3 separate regions of the Homo sapiens genome follow, and all the other regions are linked to region 3. Evidence: chromatin loops called from intact Hi-C (ENCODE). Cell type or tissue: heart right ventricle. All regions are shown on one strand. Region 1 overlaps TNRC6C (trinucleotide repeat containing adaptor 6C). Region 2 overlaps TNRC6C (trinucleotide repeat containing adaptor 6C). Region 3 overlaps TNRC6C (trinucleotide repeat containing adaptor 6C).

Region 1 (2,500 bases), 66 kb after region 3:
ACTATAATTGCCATGTCATTGTATACCTAGATGCTTACTGAAATTATATACACTAAAAGACCCAGTTAATTATTTCATTCTTTAATGTGGGTATCTGATTTATTTAGCAATCTTAGCCAGCAACTTCATCACCTAGAAAATGACCAGGAATCGGCCGGGCACGGTGGCTCATGCCTATAATCCCAGCATTTTGGGAGGCCCAGGCGGGTGGATCACCTGAGGTCAGGAGTTCGAGATTAGTCTGGCCAACATGGTGAAACCCCGTCTCTACTAAAAATACAAAAATTAGCCGGGCATGATGGCGCATGTCTGTAATCCCAGCTATTCGGGAGGCTGAGGCAGGAGAATCGCTTGAACCTGGAAGGCGGAGGTTGCAGTGAGCCTCGCACCTTTGCACTCCAGCCTGGGCGACAGAGCAAGACTCCGTCTCAAGAAAAAAAAAAAAGAAAATCATGACCAGGAATCATGAAGGAGAAAAAAAAAAAAAAAAGAATGGGAACTCCAAAAGACAGAACCATTGGCATAAAACCTTTGCTAATGAGAGAGTACCTCAGCCCTCAGTCTTTCCCCTTTGCTGTTTTTTAGACACATGTCCAACAAGTTTGAGGTCTGCTTTTCTGTAAGCAGCAGGGGAGGATAGAAGGAAGGAGGGAAGGACGTGTCCCAGAGACACATGCTATGTGTCCTCGCTTTAATGGAAAGCACAGAGCTCTAGACATGAGGTCAGGACCAAGGCTTGGCCCTCAGAGACTGTTTTTTCTTTTTCTTTTTCTTTTTTTTTTTTTTTTGAGACGGCGTCTTGCTAGTCTTGCTCTGTTGCCCAGGCTGGAGTGCAGTGGCACGATCATGGCTCACTGCAGCCTCTGCCTTGTGGGTTCAAGCAATTCTCCTGTCTCAGCCTCCCGAGTAGCTGGGATTACAGGCGCCCGCCACCACGCCCAGCTAATTTTTGTATTTTTAGTAGAGACAGGGTTTCACCATGTTGGTCAGGCTGCTGGTCTCCAACTCCTTACCTCAGGTGATCCTCCCGCCTCAGACTCCCAAAGTGCTGGGATTACAGGCGTGAGCCACTGCGCCTGGCCAGAGACTGTTTTTCCATCTGTCAGAAGGGAGGTGGTGCTGTAGTGAGGAATCGCTGTGGGGAGGCAGTGCACATGTGCAGTCCTATTGCTTTCAGTCCTGCCCGCCGGAGACCACTGACCTCCAAAGGAAAGGAGACAGCTCTGAAAACAGGCACTCATAGAAAAAGCATGCAGGTTTAGAGCTGTTACTGTAGAGGAAGATCGCTTTCTGCCACTAGATGACGCTGCAGGCATTGCTGCAGCCCTGACACAGAGCTGATTATCTTACTGATGTGCTAGAATCTTTTAGTTATACAGTAAGTTTTTATTGACCTCTATAGTGTGAAAGACATCAAGAAAATGTTGAATTACCAATAGGGTGTTCTAATTTTAAAACAATGTATTCTGTTCTTAAATTTTTTTCCAGAAAAATTGGAAAAATAAAGTTTCAGTGCTTCCATAAGGTTAAGTTTTAGGCCTATAAGGATTCACTTAAGTGGGGTATTTTATTCCTCCATGATTACAGATGAAGGAGGCATTTCTAATAGTATAATCTCCACCTTTATTTGGATTCTACTTTGATGAGTCTTGCCAAAAATGTCCCTAAAATTCATGTTGTAAGAAAAAAAATCATGATATTCAACCAACATTTCAAAACAGTCAAATGACCAAAGCTTCTATGTCAGTGTACAGAAGAATATCATCATAACTTTAACCAACTTTGTAGATGACAAGTTTGTGTGACAAAAGTGCCCACAAATCTGCATTTCAGGTTCTCTCTTAGCTTTCATTCCCATGATGTTAGGGAGATAACCACGTTGTTTAACACACATTATTATTGAATGATTTGGGACAGTTACTACCAGTGTTTCACATTGTCTGGGCTGTCCTGGACTTCAGTCTCCATCATTATAGAATAGGTTGGTTTTTTGTTTTTTTTTTTTAAGTTTCAGTTTGTATGAATCAAGCAGAAGAATTTTGATTTCTTCATTAAATGAAAAATATTTGCTGACCAACATCATCACCAACACTAAACAGGTATTGACTCTGTGATTTTTTTTAGTTCTGCGCACTAAAAAAGTGGATAAGACATTAATCTTTTAAAAGTGCTCTGTGCCTCCAGAATATGTGTCAGCCATGGCTGGGCGCCGTGGCTCATGCCTGTAATCCCAGCACTTTGGGAGGCTGAGGCAGGCAGATCACGAAGTCAGTAGTTTGAGACCAGCCTGGCCAACATAATGAAACCCCGTCTCTACTAAAAATACAAAAATTAGCTGGGCGTGGTGGCACACGACTGCAATCCCAGCTACTCGGGAGGCTGAGGCAGGAGAATTGCTTGAACCCGGGAGGCAGAGGTGGCAGTGAGCTGAGATCACGCCATTACACTCCAGCCTGGATGACAGAGCGAGACTCCATCTAAAAAAAAAAAAAAAAAAAAA
Region 2 (2,500 bases), 55 kb after region 3:
AGACATACAGGGTTGGGTTCCTATGAGCCTCTGCTCACAACATTTTTGTCAACCAATCAATATATAACCTTGTTTTATATGTTTTTCTGTTTCAAGACACCTTATTTAATATTGATATATTAGCCAAGAAGGGTGTAACATTTTTCTGACCCTGGATAATGTGACCATAAATTTATTTGGCTTTCATACTCAAAACAATGCCGTCCACCACACTTCCTAGTCATCATCTCATGAATCCACAAATTTAGCCTCTTTTCCATAGCTCTGTCACATGCCCAGATGTTACTTGAGTACTTTCTGAGCAGCCGCACATACAGGTCAGTGAATTTTTTAGGATGTACCATATCATTGATTCATGATCATTGAACTCAGGGCCAACAGTGCTTTAACTCGTGCCTACATGAAGCTTACTTGACACATATTTCCTCTGTAAGGCGCTTTACTGCCTTCTTGAGCTTAGAAACATGAGACAGCACCTCAGCACCACACAGGGGGACCATTTTAAACACCAGAATCACTACAGAAAGCACAGAAATACGAAAAGCCTGGCAATAAATGGACCACAAAAAGGACACTTCTTTACAACCTGATATCTGAGGCTCAACCTGAACTGGGAACTTGGGCAACTCACATTTTTTTGCCAATCTGCACATGTCCACAAATAACCACAAACAGTGCCCCAATTACTGATTTGGGGGTTACAAATTTTAGCAAGTAGGCCAGCTTTACAAGTACAGAATTCATGAATAATGAGGATAGACTGCAGACTGTCTAATCGTGCACGTGCGACAACGTGTGGTGCAAACTGCCAGGGCGGGACAGAGCAGCGTGTGCTGCAAGAGGTGAATTCTAACTGTGGAGTAGGACAGAGTTAGGGTGGGCCAAACACACACTAGTCATTAAGCCAACAGAGCCGTGAGAACAGAAACAGTGTCTGTTTTGCACAGTATTGTATCCCCCACATCTGGAAGAATACTTGCAGATACAGGACTCGGTGAATGGAGAGGCATGGCCATGAAGTAGGAGAGGATCTTTTGCAGACAGAATAATCGGGAAGGCCCCTGCAAGAAAGCAACCACTGAGCCCACCCGAAATGAGGAAGCAAGTCTTGCAGAAAACTAGGGGAGGGGGTGCATCCCAGGGGAGAGGACAAGCTGAGCCCCTGAGGGCCAGCAGTGGCTGGTGTGGCTGCTGCGGAGAGGATAGAGGGCGGCAGGGCCAGATCACAGACTGCAGGAGCCACGGAAGGGTGCCTGGGGCCAACCCCCATCCCCTTGCCGTGAATCCTTGGCAGCCCCTTGTTGGGCTCAGCCCTAGCAAAGCAAGGGCTCTCTCTGCCCCTGGCTTCCCTGTGTTTGAAGGGGTGGAGGGTCTCCATCCCTCCTTGAGGCCTTAGCTGGTGCCTATCTTGTGCTCAGCACTCACTTGTTTTGTTTACAACATTGCTTCTGTTTGTTGTGCTCCAGGCGCTCTGCTGGAAAAGAAGGTGGACGTGGACAAGCGTGGGCTGGGAGTGACCGACCATAATGGAATGGCCGCCAAGCCCCTCGGCTGCCGCCCGCCAATCTCCAAAGAGTCTTCCGTGGACCGCCCCACCTTTCTTGACAAGGTATGAATATAGGTGGTTTGTTGTTTTTGCTTTTTTAACAAGAGGAGTTTTTCATTTCAACTGTGTCCTTAATACAAGCCAGATTAAAAACTTGCTGGACTATAATACTTAAGTGACTTTTATCCATTTTTTTCTAACATTATGAACATTTAACTCAAAGAAGGGAATGTCGTATTTCATAAGATGTTACTGAGAATGAAAAAGACTGGGATTGAAAACTGATTTTCATATTTATTGTGTGAACTTGGCTGGTTATCTGCTTCAATTTGTCCAATGGGCAAGGGTCATCAAATTTCCATTTTACTATCTCATTTTAAAAACACAGATCTTCCCTTTGGAAATTACGTGTTAGATGTTTATCCTCAGGAAAAGGGATTGGAAGTGGTGGGGCTTGGGCACCCATCTCTGGCTGGCCCTTGTCAGTTGGCCACATGAGTGACCACAGCTGGCATCTGTGGAAAACGCCCTGAATGTTTAGCCAGTCCGGTCACAGCTCAGCCCCCAGTGTTGTCATGTAATGATGTCCCCATGCCAGACTGGTGTGACTGCAAAGCGGAGAAAAGCATTGCACTAAATTCAATGCAAATGTCGAGCCTTGAAAATAAAATTGAAGTAAGGAAGGACACATTAAAAAAAAAAGATCAACAATGGAAGGAGGCTGGGTGCGGTGGCTCACTCCTGTAATCCCAGCACTTTGGGAGGCTGAGGTGGGTGGATCACCTGAGGTCAGGAGATCGAGACCAGCCTGGCCAACATGGTGAAACCCCGTCTCTACTAAAAATACAAGAATTAGCGAGCATGGTGGCACACGCCTGTGAACCCAGCTACTCGGGAGGCTGAGGCAGGAGAATTGCTTGAACCCGGGAGGCGGAGGTTGCAGTAAGCTGAGAT
Region 3 (2,500 bases):
GTCTCGAACTCCTGACCTCGTGATCCGCCCCGCCTCGGCCTCCCAAAGTGCTGGGATTATAGGCGTGAGCCACCATGCCCAGCCGGAACCATGTTTTTTTATATAATACTCAGTATTCACAGTGCCTGGCACAGAATAGGAACCCATTAAATATTTTCTAAATAAGGAGAGGATAGGTGGGGATATTGACATGTTTGGGGGGGTGGAGCAAATGGTAGGCAGATTGCATGGGAAAACAACGAGTTTGAGCCCTTATTTACCGTGCTTTCCTTTTTTTGCAGCACTTTACACCTGGTGAACCATGTATCTTACTTACACATCAAGTTTATTATTGATCCTTTTTCTCTACTAAGATGTGAGCTCCACAGGGCCAGGGATCTCTCTTTTGTTCCTTGATACAGCCCCAGCCTAGAGGAGGCTGAGCTGTAGAAAACCTCTGTATTTATTGAATGAGTGAGTACTGTCTCTATAAACTAGAAATCCAGGCCATAGATTGAGAGAAGCTGGATGGCATCAGGATTCCAGAGTGCAGGAAAAGTTTTAAGCAGTTACAAGAGGGGGGTTTTGGCAGTCCATGTTAGGTTAGTAAGAGGAATTCTTGGTGGCAGCAGGTGCTTATGCTAGTGTTAGTAGGTAACAGAGCTCATTGCTGTTTCTGAGACTACATGTGGCAGTGTCAGGCGGTCTGGAAATGACTGAAGGTTGGGATGATACAGAAGTATGGATAGCAAGCATAGTGAAAGGAAGGAAGGTCGGGGGCCTCGGCTGTTACAGATGACGATATTGAAGTGACTGAGCATGATGAGACTCAAGCCAACTAAAATGGCTAGGAAAGAAGCAGAGAGAATGGGGTTGCAGCCAGGACTTGAAAAGGCTCAGACCCTAGCAAGGGTAGACTGGAGGCTAACGAGGCTGGGTCAGCAAGGCAAGTTCCTTCTGTCTTGGTATCTTAGAGATGACAATGTAGTAGAAAAGTCTGAAAAGGAGCTCTTTCAAAATCAAGTTCTCCAAAGTCTGAAGGGACAGCAGCCTGAACTTTGTGTCCATACTGTAGCCTGTCATTTTAGAAAAAGCAAAATGTGGGAATCTCTCTATTTGGCCCTGTTATGACAACACTACCTGAAAATTTTAGCTGAAAGCAGAAAATCCTTGGAAAGAAAATTGTTTTAAAAGACTGTTGCTTTCTTATATAAAGAGTTACCATCTACCTTTTCACCAGCAGATGTCACCCTCATTTAAAAAACAAAAGGCAAAAGCTTACTAGGCAAAGAGTAACCAAAATTTCCATCTTGCTGAAAGTTTTTTAAAATTATATATGTAGTTATTAAATGGTTGCTATCTTAATATTTCTTAAATAAAACAAATGATTTGTTGAAAAATCATAAAGAAACTAAAGTTCCCATTGCCTTCCTGTATTCTCCTGCTGCATGAAAATGCTGATATGCAAAAGGGTAGGTTCCCATGTGAGTCCTTATCTGTGAGGTATGGCCCTAGAGTCAGGTCTTTTTGAAGAAGGGGAATGTCAAGATTGCTTTGATGCCCTGGTTTTTTAGACAGTAATAGACCCATAAGTGAGGATCTGAAAAGAGTTTATGGCTAGACAAAAAAAGAAAATGCCCATTTAATTTATCTGTGTTACAAGAATAGATCCAGATTTTGAGATCTTCCACTTATCCCTTCAGATTATTAAGTGGCTGCTTGATTCAAAGATCCAAAAATTACTGGCTTAAGTCAGAAGGTTTATCACTGCATAATATAAAAGAGACCCAGAGGTGTACAGCTCAACTGGGTCAGAATTCCGCATTCCTCTGTCTGTTGCTTTGCTGAGTGAGGCTTCTCTTCCCTTTTCTTAGGGTCCAGGATGACCTGTAGACTACCAGCCATAGCATTAGCATTGCAAGCTGGAAATATCACTGTGAGAACAAGTACGTGGGTAAACTGAGTGTGCCATGCTTGCATTATACTCCGGGACCCTTGGTCTTTTTATTAATTGAATACATGCTTTGTGGCATTTTTTTCTGTTTGTAAAATAATGTGCTAGTACTTTAGTGTAGAGTAAATAGTTGTAAGGGAAATTCTCCCACCTGAAAAAGCTTGTGATCTGTCACAACTTGTAGTTTCTCAATCTCTGTTTCACTTTCAGTCTTTATGAAAACAGGTAATTATTTAGCGGTTTCTGAGAAACTAGCTTAAACTTTATCCTTTCCAATAATACAATGCCATTTCTAGACCAGCACCATTCAAAAGAAATAATGGAAGCCACAAATGTGAGCCACATGAATCATTTTAAATAGGCTAGTTGCATCATCTAAAAAGTAACAGGCGGAATTACTTTTAATAATGTTTAACTTGATATATCCAAAATATCGCCATTTCAATGTGAAAGCAACAGAAAAATTGTTAATGAGGTATTTCTCTTTTTTTTGGTGCTAAGTCTTTAGAATCCAGTATATGTTTTAATACTAAGTACATCTCAATTTAGACCTCAAGGCTCAATAGC

The links. A loop is a pair of places that touch in the nucleus more often than their neighbours do. Peaks named below come from ENCODE experiments on the same cell type or tissue, not always from the same donor. Only the 100,000 strongest peaks of a DNase experiment are listed, where the experiment ranks them.
Region 1: it touches region 3 in a loop (2.1-fold over the local background); 34 of 110 quality-filtered maps call a loop at or near these places.
Region 2: it touches region 3 in a loop (2.4-fold over the local background); 31 of 110 quality-filtered maps call a loop at or near these places.

What each region holds. Positions count from the first base shown.
Region 1 is chr17:78,083,850-78,086,349 of GRCh38, forward strand. The region is part of intron 13 of TNRC6C (trinucleotide repeat containing adaptor 6C); the gene reads left to right. Among named protein-coding and RNA genes, the nearest start is that of TMC6, 44 kb to the right of the region's middle. In heart right ventricle, a CTCF peak has its summit at 1,301 (motif pointing right); a DNase peak (open chromatin) is centred at 1,212; H3K27ac peaks cover 1,208 bases.
Region 2 is chr17:78,073,670-78,076,169 of GRCh38, forward strand. It overlaps TNRC6C (trinucleotide repeat containing adaptor 6C), which reads left to right. Exons shown (of 23, transcript NM_001142640.2): 10 at 1,467-1,609. Among named protein-coding and RNA genes, the nearest start is that of TMC6, 54 kb to the right of the region's middle. In heart right ventricle, no CTCF peak of the experiment used is centred here; no DNase peak of the experiment used is centred here.
Region 3 is chr17:78,018,345-78,020,844 of GRCh38, forward strand. The region is part of intron 3 of TNRC6C (trinucleotide repeat containing adaptor 6C); the gene reads left to right. Among named protein-coding and RNA genes, the nearest start is that of TNRC6C, 61 kb to the left of the region's middle. In heart right ventricle, a CTCF peak has its summit at 1,217 (motif pointing right); no DNase peak of the experiment used is centred here; H3K27ac peaks cover 1,040 bases.